3 separate regions of the Homo sapiens genome follow, and regions 1 and 2 are each linked to region 3. Evidence: chromatin loops called from intact Hi-C (ENCODE). Cell type or tissue: Calu3. All regions are shown on one strand. Region 1 overlaps LOC105377144 (a long non-coding RNA gene). Region 2 overlaps LOC105377144 (a long non-coding RNA gene). Region 3 overlaps SLC25A26 (solute carrier family 25 member 26).

Evidence for each region. Hi-C counts contacts between places; a loop is a spot of excess contacts. Peaks named below come from ENCODE experiments on the same cell type or tissue, not always from the same donor. Only the 100,000 strongest peaks of a DNase experiment are listed, where the experiment ranks them.
Region 1: a loop joins it to region 3, with 6 times the contacts of the local background. A loop is called at or near these places in 96 of 110 quality-filtered maps.
Region 2: a loop joins it to region 3, with 9 times the contacts of the local background. A loop is called at or near these places in 93 of 110 quality-filtered maps.

What each region holds. Positions count from the first base shown.
Region 1 is chr3:66,820,855-66,824,854 of GRCh38, reverse strand. All of the region lies in intron 2 of LOC105377144 (a long non-coding RNA gene), which reads left to right. Among named protein-coding and RNA genes, the nearest start is that of KBTBD8, 180 kb to the left of the region's middle. In Calu3, a CTCF peak has its summit at 2,412 (motif pointing right); a DNase peak (open chromatin) is centred at 2,384.
Region 2 is chr3:66,814,507-66,818,506 of GRCh38, reverse strand. The region is part of intron 2 of LOC105377144 (a long non-coding RNA gene); the gene reads left to right. Among named protein-coding and RNA genes, the nearest start is that of KBTBD8, 180 kb to the left of the region's middle. In Calu3, CTCF peaks have their summits at 1,917 and 2,175 (motif pointing right); no DNase peak of the experiment used is centred here.
Region 3 is chr3:66,274,905-66,278,904 of GRCh38, reverse strand. The region is part of intron 5 of SLC25A26 (solute carrier family 25 member 26); the gene reads right to left. Among named protein-coding and RNA genes, the nearest start is that of SLC25A26, 56 kb to the right of the region's middle. In Calu3, no CTCF peak of the experiment used is centred here; a DNase peak (open chromatin) is centred at 2,014.

The DNA.
Region 1 (4,000 bases), 550 kb before region 3:
CTGCAGAAATTCAAAATCATACGAATTTGAAGAACAGACATCGTAAGGTTCACAGGAGGATAAGCACACAGAGAGGGTCAGTTGGGGTCTAGGCATCACAGACCCACTCCACCAGCTTTTTTTTTTTTTTAAGAGACTAGTCTCACTCTGCCGCCCAGGCTTGACTGCAGTGGCATGATTATGGTTCACTGTAACCTTGAACTCCTGGTCTCAAGCGATCCTCCCACGTCAGCTTCCTGAGTTGCTGGAATTACGGGCACATGCTGCCACACCTGGCTCCCCCATCCCCTCTTCTACCAGTTCTCCACCTGCGCAAACTGGGTCTTCTTTAACTCTCATTTTTTTAAGACAGAATACTTGTCCAGTAATCCATTTATCCATTCACTATTTATTTAGTGAGTCCCAGACACTGTGCTAAACATCAGGGATGCAACCATGACATGACATATGTTCCTGTCCGCAATGAGCCTGCAGTGTGCTGGAGATCTCGATGACTGCACCACAGGTAACAAATGCTGGGATTGGCATCAGTAGAGAATGACAGGATAATGCACTGGAAGAGCACCTAACCCAGTCTTGGAGGGTCAGGAAGGGCATCTTAGAATAAGTGATTTTTTAACCAGGATCTTAAGAGTAATCCAGTCACTTGTCAAAGGTGAAGGTACAAGGGTGATATAAGATGGTGGAATTGCACATAGAGGAAACGGTTTGTAAACTAAAGCTCAGAGGCGAGAAAGGATTTCTAGTTCATCCAGAAATCTGAAAGATTAAGATGATTTAGATTAATGAAAAGAAAATAACATAGAGATGGGAGTCCCAGGTCCACGGCTCTGGGACTGGCACAGTGATGTACTAGCAGTGTGACCTTACACAAGTCACTTCTCTTGGGGCCTCAATTTCCTCATCTGTAATACAAAGGGATTGGCCTAGGAGACAGTGGAGAGTAGAGGAACATAAAGCCCCCACCTCATGTCCCTGGCACAAAGATTCTTGAGGGACTTGTGTTGGAGGGGCAAGGCCGGTCACCTTGGTCTCCGTCTTTAGAACTACTTCATGTTCCTGCAGTCATGTGGGAAGGAGGGCACCAGGGAGGCCGTGGAAACTTTCCCAGGACCTGGGCCACTGAAGTCGCCACCGAGTTCTATTATCAGAAGGAGACATTTGTACAGTCCTCGCTCTTTGATAGTCTGTGTCTAAAATGTTTTGTTAAGCCTGGAAAAAGGCAAATACTTACGTGTGATTAGATGGCATGCTGAAAGAACTTTCAATGTTTAATGAATGGAAAGCAAATATTGATTGGAACTTTTAAAATGGTGTATAGCATAAAAAACAATGTTTACTAAGGCACTTACACTTGTCCTGCACATAGTAGGTGCTTAGTAATGATCTTGATTTAAATAAACGTATAATACACCTAGTAACCCTGATACTAGATGTTTGTTACATAGGACTTGTTACTATTTGATTTCCAAAAAAAAAAAAAAAAAAAAAAAAAAAAGCCACCTAGTTTTAGGGCAAGTTCCCAATGTATTAACTTAAGCTCATGGGATGTTTTTCTCCATGTAAATTTCTTCTGACTTGAAACAGTACCCATGGCAGTGGCCAAACAAATGTCAGTCAAGGCAAAGCCATATCGTCACATCACAACATGTTGTAATCAAGGTCACAGACCAAACTCATGCTTTATCTCTCAACTGCTAAGGTCTTTGTGCTGCTGAGAACAACTGTTACAAATACTGGAAGATATTGCTTAAAGGCAAACAGAATGAGTACTTGGAGGAGTTGGCCCCATAAATGATATATTTCATAACTGATTCCACTTTTAAAGGAAGCTGCTTCTGTTGTTAAATACCCATAAGATAGGTGCCCCCTGCATAGCTATAACCTATAGTCTTTTAAACTATACATAAGAACCATTTAAAATACTTTGGTAGGTAAGACTGCATTAACAGAAACAAAGAGGTTAATTTGGGAAGGTTATACTTTGGTTTCACGAAAACACGTCAAGCTGTTCAGCCCACATTACACCTGGTGCAGACATCACACCGTAATCACACAGGCCATGCGTCATTTCATCTCTGCTCACCCAAAACAAGAGATGTCGCCAGTGAAAAATATTTTCTAGGTGGGAGATGTTCAGGTAAGGATTTCAGAGGCAAGAGAATTTAAAAGCAGCTAGTGTGAACTTTTTCTCAAAAAACCCTAAAAATTAGAGAAGGCCATATGCGGTCTTTGGAACAGACACATAACTGGAATGTCGCCACCCCTTTCTTGAGTTTGAGAGGCACCAATATGCATTCCCAGACCATGTGTTTTCAAGCACCCTTACTTGTCTAAGGGCCACCTAGGAGACAGCTGATAACAGCTCCAGAAATCACCACAAGGGGGAGCATTGACCTGGCGAGTCAGGTGGAGTCTATAGTCTGGACTTTTAGGGCACCTCATGAAGCCAACTTGCAACATTCACAGGTTCAGCCATTACCCAAGCTGGAAGCCAGCCCTGTAACACTTAGTCCGTGTGAGCTGAACATCTACCACCTTTTAGGATCCCAACCAAACTCTTATCCTACAAGTCACCCCAGGGGTCTGGAAGCTTCTCAAGCAAAATGTTTTCTTTACTCCCTGTTCTGAACATTGGGAGTGTGCTGCGTAAACCTCCCGAGAAAGCTCAATTCAAATGTCTGCAATCCTTCTTAGAAAGGGGAGGATCTGTCTTTTGGGCCCTGCGGGTAATTCCTCTTCCTAATGCTGACCACGGGGACTCCCCAAGAACATTTCCACTTCAGCAAGAATGTTGAACAATTTGCGTAACCTTTCCCAGGTACCTGCTATAACCCATTCTAGAAATCTAAATAGAAAACTCTATTTTTCCATCTAGTGTCCATGCAAGGATGGTGCATTTCTGCCAAAAATAAGTTTGGGGTCTGGCGTGTTATCTCCAGTTGATTCTTACAAATGACTGACCAAAGAAAGTGAAAGAGAAAAGAAAACAATTCGTGGAAAACTCATAAATAACTGTTTGTCCCCCTCCCCCAAAGCTCTGTAAATGTAAAGAACACAACATATATGGAAAATACACCCAAATTTAATGTGCAGTTTGCTTGCCATGTAACTGTTCATACATATTTTGCCACCTAAAGAAAACTGTGCAGCTTCTAATTGTTTTGTTCCATTTTGTTTTGTTTGACACGGAATTTCACTCTTATTGCCCAGGCTGGAGTACAATGGCTCAATCTCGGCTCACTGCAACCTCCGCATCCCGGGTTCAAGTGATTCTCCTGCCTGAGTCTCCCAAGTAGCTGGGATTACAGGCATGTGCCACTATGCACAGCTAATTTTTGTATTTTTAGTAGAGATGGGGTTTCTCCATGTTGGTCAGGCTGGTCTCGAACTCCCAACCTCAGGTGATCCTCCCACCTCGGCTTCCCAAAGTGCTGGGATTACAGGTGTGAGCCACCGTGCCTGGCCTCTAATTGTTATTGTGACATATTTTCTTCTGGCTTTACAATTTATTTTTGTAACTGAGGCCTTAGACCCTAGGTGCTAAGACGGTGCAGGTCATTTTTGTGTAGAAAGTTACACTAATGTTGACAATTCACTTGCACTTGACAATTCACTTTTTGGCCAAAGAGGAAATAAAAAGAAAGTATATTGGTGTGCAATATACTAGCTTTGGAAAATGAGAACAGTTTAAGGATCTGGTTAGAATTTACAGGTCTCCCAACCTAAAACTCACTGTTATTCCTATTATTGCAGTTTCATTGGAGCAGAAAATTTAACCCAATGACCAGGAAACTGAAGAGACTCCGTAGCCTGAGAAGGGAATTATTCAAAGGAAAAAGGTCCTAACTTACGTGTTGAAACTCTGTTCAAAACTTCTAAGGGAAAGAATAGGCCATATAGGAACATTCCTGATATTGGTCATTTGTATTTCTGAAACTCTTCACAGTAAACCATCTCGGCGTACGTTGTTACTTTGAATTTTCACAGCAACCCTGAG
Region 2 (4,000 bases), 540 kb before region 3:
GTAACCCTACCTGGGTCTTCAGTGATCCCGCAACCTTATCAGAAGCTGATGAGAAATACAGGGCCCTTGTTCACAACCTGCAGGGGGATACTGTGGCTCCTCCGAATAAAGGTAATGACAGGCATAGTCATTTGAATACTTATCTACCAAGGTATCTGCCAGCCCATCAAATGTTCGCTGGTAAACAGTTAATCTGAACTGGTGGATTCCTGCAGACAGGGAGCAATTGAGGTCCCCTTGCCAGAGAGGGAGAGAAGAATTTGTCTGATTCAGAATGTAGATGCTGGGCCTGCTGGCTGCTGAATAGCCTCCCATTAAAGAGCACAGAAGCTTTTGCATTGGTATCGAAAGCTTGGGCATGTGGGCACTGAGCCCAGCCGGGGCCTGAGGTATCTTCCTGCAAGGGCATCTGAGACCAGGCTAAGCCACCAAAGCTGGATCCCAGGCTTCCTAGGAGGAGACCTCCTTCTGCTCTTGCAAAGGAAACCTTTGGCACAGATGTTATTTAGTTTTTCTAACTCCGTTGACTACAACAATGTAAAAACAGACGTATTTGAAACACACATTTGGAGAAAAAAAATATGGAGTTTATTCTGTTTTTATTTATCTTTACAAGATGTGTTAATTTAATACAGGGAAAGGGAAAACAAATGGTCTATAATCTTACTGCCCAATAATTTCTCTTGGCATCACTTTTGGAACTTTTTTCCCAGCTTAACACGTGCAGAAATATGTACAAATCAAAAGCATAGAGCTTGATGAATTTTCACACACTAAACACACCTTTGTTGCTGGTACAAGCTCCCAGATCAAGAGAAAACATCATCAACCCTCCTCCAAGTCTCCTTGGTGGAGACTTCTTCTAGGCATGACCCACATCCAAGGGCAATCTTGAGCTGAACTTCTCGCAGCATAGATTAGTTTTGCCTTGGCATTTTTTCCTTAATTGACACAAATAATACAGTTCTGTGTAATCAGAGGAACTTAGAAATACAGAAATACAAACTTGAAAGCAAAGCCCTCCCTTTCTTCTTACCTCCTTGTCCCTCAATGCAACTTCCATTAATAGACTTTTTGTTTCTGTTTTATTTTTGCCTTTTTTCAGGGAAATGTGTATGCTGTTTGCTAACATTATTATGTTTTCTTCTTTTTCTCCTCCTGCCCTCCTCTTCCCTCTCCTTCCCCTTCCTCCTCCTCCTCCTTCTTGTTCTTTTACTTTACACACAGCACATCATATATATGTATTGTCCTATTAGTTGCTTACCTTATTTGTACCATTTTTTCCTCATCAAAGGCTATTTGTACAGATCGTATACTAGTCTGATAATAATACTTCAGTAGGGAGTTTGGGAGACAAGGAGGAGGGACATTTCATGTTTTATAACCAAAATAAATTATGTTCTTGAATAGTAGAAAGAAGAAAATTTTTTAAAGATACCTTTTTGTCTCCTTCTGTAAAAAGGCAAACAGTGGCTCACACCTGTAATCTCAGTACTTCAGGAGGCTGAGGTGGGAGGATTGCTTGAGGCCAGGGTTTGAGACCAGCCTGGACAATGCAGCAAGACCTCATCTCTACAAAAAAAATTTAAAAATTAGCTAGGCGTGGTGGTGCACACCTGTAGCCCCAGCTACTTGGGAAGCTGAAGTGAGAGGATGGCTTGAGGCTGCAATGTGCTACTATCACCCTACTGCTCTCCAGCCTGGGCAACAGAGCAAGATCCTGTTTCAAAAAAAAAAAAAGTAAACTAAGTTCCCTGTGGCAATTCCTTTCTCTTCTCCAGATTTCTGGGTTCCTCTATAACAGACATGAGAAAAGAAAGCCCCCTCAAACCATGCAATGGACCCTCTGTGCTCAGACCCCAGGAAACTCAGCCCCATCAGGGGTAATCCTGCAACAACTCTAGAAAAGCCCATTCCTGAACTATGGTGTTAGTTGGTCTAATATTTCATTATTATTTAATATTTTCTTTGCTATCAGGATGAAAAATGAAAGCCTTTCTTTCCAAAACAAAATACCTAGAGATCACCTAAGTTTCCTTCAGTGAGCTGGTTTAACTCTGTTTTTCTTTGGCAGAGGAAATTGCCGTCCTAGAGAGGCATTTTTCAGTATTGCAGACTTAAAGCCTGCAACTTAATTTTAATTAAAATATATTTTTTTCCAGTAGGTGGCACTAGTGTGTTTAGCTAGAGTTAATATGTGCCCATTGAGGGGAATTGTGCAGTTCAAAGTAGCAGCACTTAGCACTTATCAACACGTTCCCCCTACACTCCTAGAGGCTGTCTTGACTTCTCAGCACTTCGAATGAGATTGCAAGATACCCAGACAAGCATTTCAGAAACTGGCCCTTGACTTGTGGCTAATGAAAAATAGATTACAGAAAGGGGAGAATGGATCGCCACTGAAGAATATTCCCTTTGCCCTTTAGTTCATTTAAGGAAATATAATATCTGAAATTTAAAGTCCGGAATTGACATTTTCCTTGTACATACAACTAAACACCGATGAAACAGTAAAAGACTAGCAGGCCTAAAAGTCAGCTACTTAACACGAACATCCAAAGACAGCCATGCACTTTGCTTCTGTTTCAGATTTTCCATTTGTGAGAAAAACGTAATAGTGTCTTTCCCCAAAGAATCATTGTATTTGATGATGTCTCAAGAGAAGACATCAAGAATGCACTCCATTCAAGGTCAATTTATATAATGCTGTCCAAAAGACTTTAGCCTTCACCACCTTTCAGCAATATTGTAAAGGGAAAATTAGAGCTACTCTGTGCATCACAGAGTCTGGGAGAATATAAGACGATACGCTGTGTGGGTGCTTGAATTGTGTTGAGTACGATCCCAGTTTCTTCCCTTTTCTGACTGTATCACCATGGAAGAGTCATCTAAACTCTTTGCTTATTATCCATCTGAAAAATGGAATTCAATATAATAACTTCTATTATTATTATTATTATTATTATTTTGAGATGGAGTCTTGCTCTGTCACCCAGGCTAGAGTTCAGTGGCATGATGTCGGCTCACTGCAGCCTCTGCCTCCTGGGTCCAAGCAGTTCTCCTGCCTCAGCCTCCTATGTAGCTGGGATTACAGGCACCTGCCACCGTGCCCGGCTAATTTTTGTATTTTTAGTAGAGACAGGGTTACACCGTCTTGGCCAGAGTGGTCTCAAACTCCTGACCTCATGGTCCACTCGCCTCGGCCTCCCAAAATGCTGGGATTACAGGCATGAGCCACCGCGCCCAGCCTCCTTTTGTTATTAAGAGTAAAACAAAAAGCCAGGTCTTTACAAAGCGTCAGGCTTGAGTTGTGGATACGGTGTTGTTTTTTCATAGATATAATATTGTGAAATATATATCTGGTCTTCGCCCAGTTTTCTGTCCTGTAGCTCCTAAAATCCTTGGACTCTCCAGAGTGATGAGCGTCTTTTGTATGCTAATGAGATGACTGGCAGCCTGGGGCTTGCTGGGTAGCTTCAGGATGGGGGCTGGTCATCAGGAAGAACAAGCCACCCTTAGAGGGTCAGCCCCACCCCCCAATCTCCAGGGAGAGAAAAGGGCTGAAGGTTAAATTGTCCAGTGGTTTAATCAATCCTGACTATGTAATGAAGTCTCCTTAAAAACCCAAAAGGACAGGGTTCAGAGAGCTTCTGGATAGCTAATACCTGGGAATTCCTAAAAAGTGGCTCGCCGTGGGAGGGGATGAAAACTCCATGCCCCTTCCGGTATGCCTTGACCTATGCGTCTCTTCATCTATATCCTTTGTGAAATCTGTTATAATAAACCAATACATCTAAGTGTTTTCCTGAGTTCTGTAAGCTGCTCTAGCAAATTAATGGAATCCATAGATAGGGTAATGGGAACACTGACTGATAGCCAATTGGTCAGAGGTTATCACAGGTAAAAACAACTTGGGGTTTGCCATTGGCACGGAAGTTGGGGGCAGTCTTGTGGACTGAGCCCTCAACCAATGGGATCTGATGCTGTCTCCAGGTAGATA
Region 3 (4,000 bases):
AATACAGAAGAGCTATGAAAGAAGTGACTGAGGGTAAAAGACAGGATGAAATTGTCAACCCTCTTGACAATGTACAATGAAAGTATAGTTGAGAGAAGTCTTTCCAGAAAGTGAAATTTGCAGGTTAAGGAGGACAAGGTGGCAAAAAGAAAGCAACAGCCTCATCATGTCAAGAGAAAGTTGTAAGATGCAGAAAGTTCGTAGGATAAGAAATAAAGAAACGAATATATAACTTAAAGTTTCTAAAATGAACAGAGGAATGAAATTTATATAACTGGAATGCTAGGATGAGACAGGGTTGGGGAAGAACATAATGTGAGCTTAATCACATCTTCCATCCCAAAGACTCAACAAACTTTATCTACTGACAAATTTTAAAACAGACATTTAAATAATATATTATCTGAAAGCACCGATGAAATAAGAACTAAAAATAAAACAGTTAAAATTTTAAAAAATAAAAAATAAAGGCTACCTCTAGAGAGTGGAACCAGAATGGAGAGGGATGGGCAGGAGACTGTTGTTTTTCATCTTAAGTCCTTCTACATTATTTGGGTTGTTACTAATTGCATATATTATTTTAATACAAGTTAACAATAAAAGAAATTAAATTTTAAATTTAACTTGTCATTATTTTAGAAGATGACTCTAAAAACAAGTACTTCATACAATGTCCAAATGTGGCATTTTAGTTTGTTTTTTAAAAACAAACTCTCATAAAAGTTGCATAAATAGCAGAGTTCACATATATGCTGGCTTCTCTAATGTTAATAAATTAACTACAGTACACTTATCAAAACCAGCTACCAGTTTTGCTGCAATGCTAATAGCTAAATTACAGATTTTGAATGTTACCAGTTTTTCCCAAAATCTTTTCTGTTCCAGGATCAAATCCAGGATCCTACACTGCATTTACTTGTTGTGTCTCCTTAGTCTTCTCTTATTTGTGGCAGTTCTTTCATCTTTCTTTATCATAACTTTGACAATTCTGTACAATGTCTCTCAATCTCGGTTTGTGTGATGTTTTCTCATGATCACACTGAGATTATGCATCTTTGGCAAGAAGACCAAAGAAGTGACATTGTGTCCTTCTTGGTGCATTATATTAGAGATGTATGATGTTAATATAATCTTATTACTGGTGATGCTAATCTTGATCACTTGGATAAAATAGTGACTGCCAGTCTTTCCAACTGTAAAATTACTATTTTCCCCTTTGTAAGTGATAAATAGCTTTGGGGAAATACTTCTAGACTATGATATTCGTTTTTTAAAATAAATGACAAATAAAGATTATATATATTAAAGTGAGCAATGTGATGATTTGATACACAATGTGTAATGATTACCACAATCAAATTAATTAACACATCCATCACTTTTCATGCTGTACCTTAAATACCCAGAACCTGCTGATCCTATAACTGACAATTTGTACCCTTTGAACAACATCTCCCCATTTACCCACCCCCTAACACCCGAGAACCATGGTTCTACTCTCTGCTTCTATGAATTTTACTTTCTTAGTTTACACATATAATACAATATTTGTCTTTCTGTTATGACACTCATTTTTGATACATTATACATATTTACAGTTATCTTTTAGAGATGCATAGTGACGTATTTCTGGATGAAATCAGAATGTCTGGTATTTGCTTCAATATCATACAGACATGTGGGAAGCAGGGTTTGGTATAGATGGAACAATACTGCTCAAGAGCTGGTAATTGATGAGACTACAGGGATTCATTTTAGTAATCTTTTTTGTGTGTCTTTAAATTTTTCCATGGTAAAAGTTTTAAAAAATTAGAACCCAAATAAATACAACTCCATGTACATATGTATCAAAAGATAACACAAATTTATCCATTCAGGTATCTTGATCGGAAAACACTATTATGCTTAAATTTACATTTTCTAATTTGAACCTTTTTTTTTTTTTTTCAAACAGTGCCAGGAAGCAGCTTCCAAGTTCATGCTGAGGTTTTTGCCACCAACATTTAAAATACAGGCATTGTGCGCCCTCTAGTGCGTTCTTCTATAATGTCAGTTTTGCACTGACAAGTTGAATAACAAAAAGCAGAGTATATTCAAAAAGGGAAAAAAAAAAATCCTCACAAAAATTTCTGCTTCTCCACTAGTCAATAAATTATCTGCTAGTTACTTGGCTATGTATACCAAAACCACTTCAAGGCCAAAGATTATCAACCTTTTCCCACCTACTCTACTGTTTCTCAGAACATATGATGCAGCACAGGGAACAAAAAAGGACAGACTACAATCAGTCAAAACATTTTTAAGCACCCCTCACAAAGGCCAGACGAAAAAGGATGCTGAAATCAATATTAATGGCTGTTTTAGAAGCATCTCATTGTGTTCTGCCCATACAAACAGTTCCATTTCTATCCTTTAGAATCCTCTAACACTCAGAAATTGTGCTCCACTCTCACTCAGGTCAAGATTTGGTTCAAGTCTTGTAGATCCCCCATCACATTATTTTCTTAGGATTTACTGAAAAATTCTATCAGTGAATTTATCTGCAAGACACAAACAGGAAGCAAAGTGTAATAAGAATCACAGGATTTGGAATTATACAAACTTGACCTCCAATTCCAGTCCTGCCACCTCCTAGTTGTATTACTTAATTTTTCTAAGCCTCTGCTTATGATCTGTACAAACAGGCTGATGTCTTACAGTTTAAGGATTAGGAAAATATATGTAAAGTTAACAATCATAATTAGTATTCAAATTTTAACTATTTTCATTATGTGATCCCAAAGTAATCTGTAGCCAGGTAGTCGAACCCACAGATAAACATTTTAATTTCCTTTGAATGATTCCAATTGCTATTTTTTAATTACACATCTAAAAAACTACATTTGACCTTCAAATTTAGTTTTCTTACATATATAGTCTCTTAATACTCCATATAAGATGGTGTTTATTCAGACAATAAGACAGTATACAGTAATGAGAACATCAAGGGTAATTCTTGACCCACACGGTATTCACTGGAGATAATTCGCACACACCTAATGAAGGATCTTCTTCATAAGTTTTATTATTTTCATGTGTCACTTCAAAAACTGTTTTGAATATATGAAATAGTTACAGGAGTAACTGTAACTAGAAAAGACAAAATTAAAATAAGAGCTATATGTAGACAGCAGTAAATATGATAAGAAAATTAATCTCAATGGAAGTACAGACAGTTTATCTGGCAGAAAACCATTAGCTTGCCTAGGAATTTAGTGAGAACTCCATAATTCTTGCTAAATGTATCTGGAGATCTTAATACCTAAGTACTTAAAACTGGTCTGCTTTTGAGAAGCAAGTATGATTAAGTCATTGGTTTGTTAAATATTTTCTGAGTGTGCTATGTGCCACACTCTTCTAGGTGTTAGATTAATAGTAGGGAACAAAACGGGAGGCATCTGCCCTCCTGATGCATACATTCTAGTGAAGGGAAGACAGCAGTAATTAATTTTTTTTTTTACTATTATTATACTTTAAGTTTTAGGGTACATGTGCACAATGTGCAGGTTAGTTACATATGTATACATGTGCCATGCTGGTGTGCTGCAACCATTAACTCATCATTTAGCATTAGATGTATCTCCTAATGCTATCCCTCCTCCCGCCCCCCACCCCACAACATCCCCAGAGTGTGATGTTCCCCTTCCTGTGTCCATGTGTTCTCATTGTTCAATTCCCATCTATGAGTGAGAACATGCCGTGTTTGGTTTTTTGTCCTTGCGATAGTTTACTGAGAATGATGATTTCCAATTTCATCCATGTCCCTACAAAGGACATTAACTCATCATTTTTTATGGCTGCGTAGTATTCCATGGTGTATATGTGCCACATTTTCTTAATCCAGTCTATCATTGTTGGACATTTGGCTTGGTTCCAAGTCTTTGCTATTGTGAATAGTGCCGCAATAAACATACGTTTGCATGTGTCTTTATAGCAGCATGATTTATAGTCCTTTGGGTAT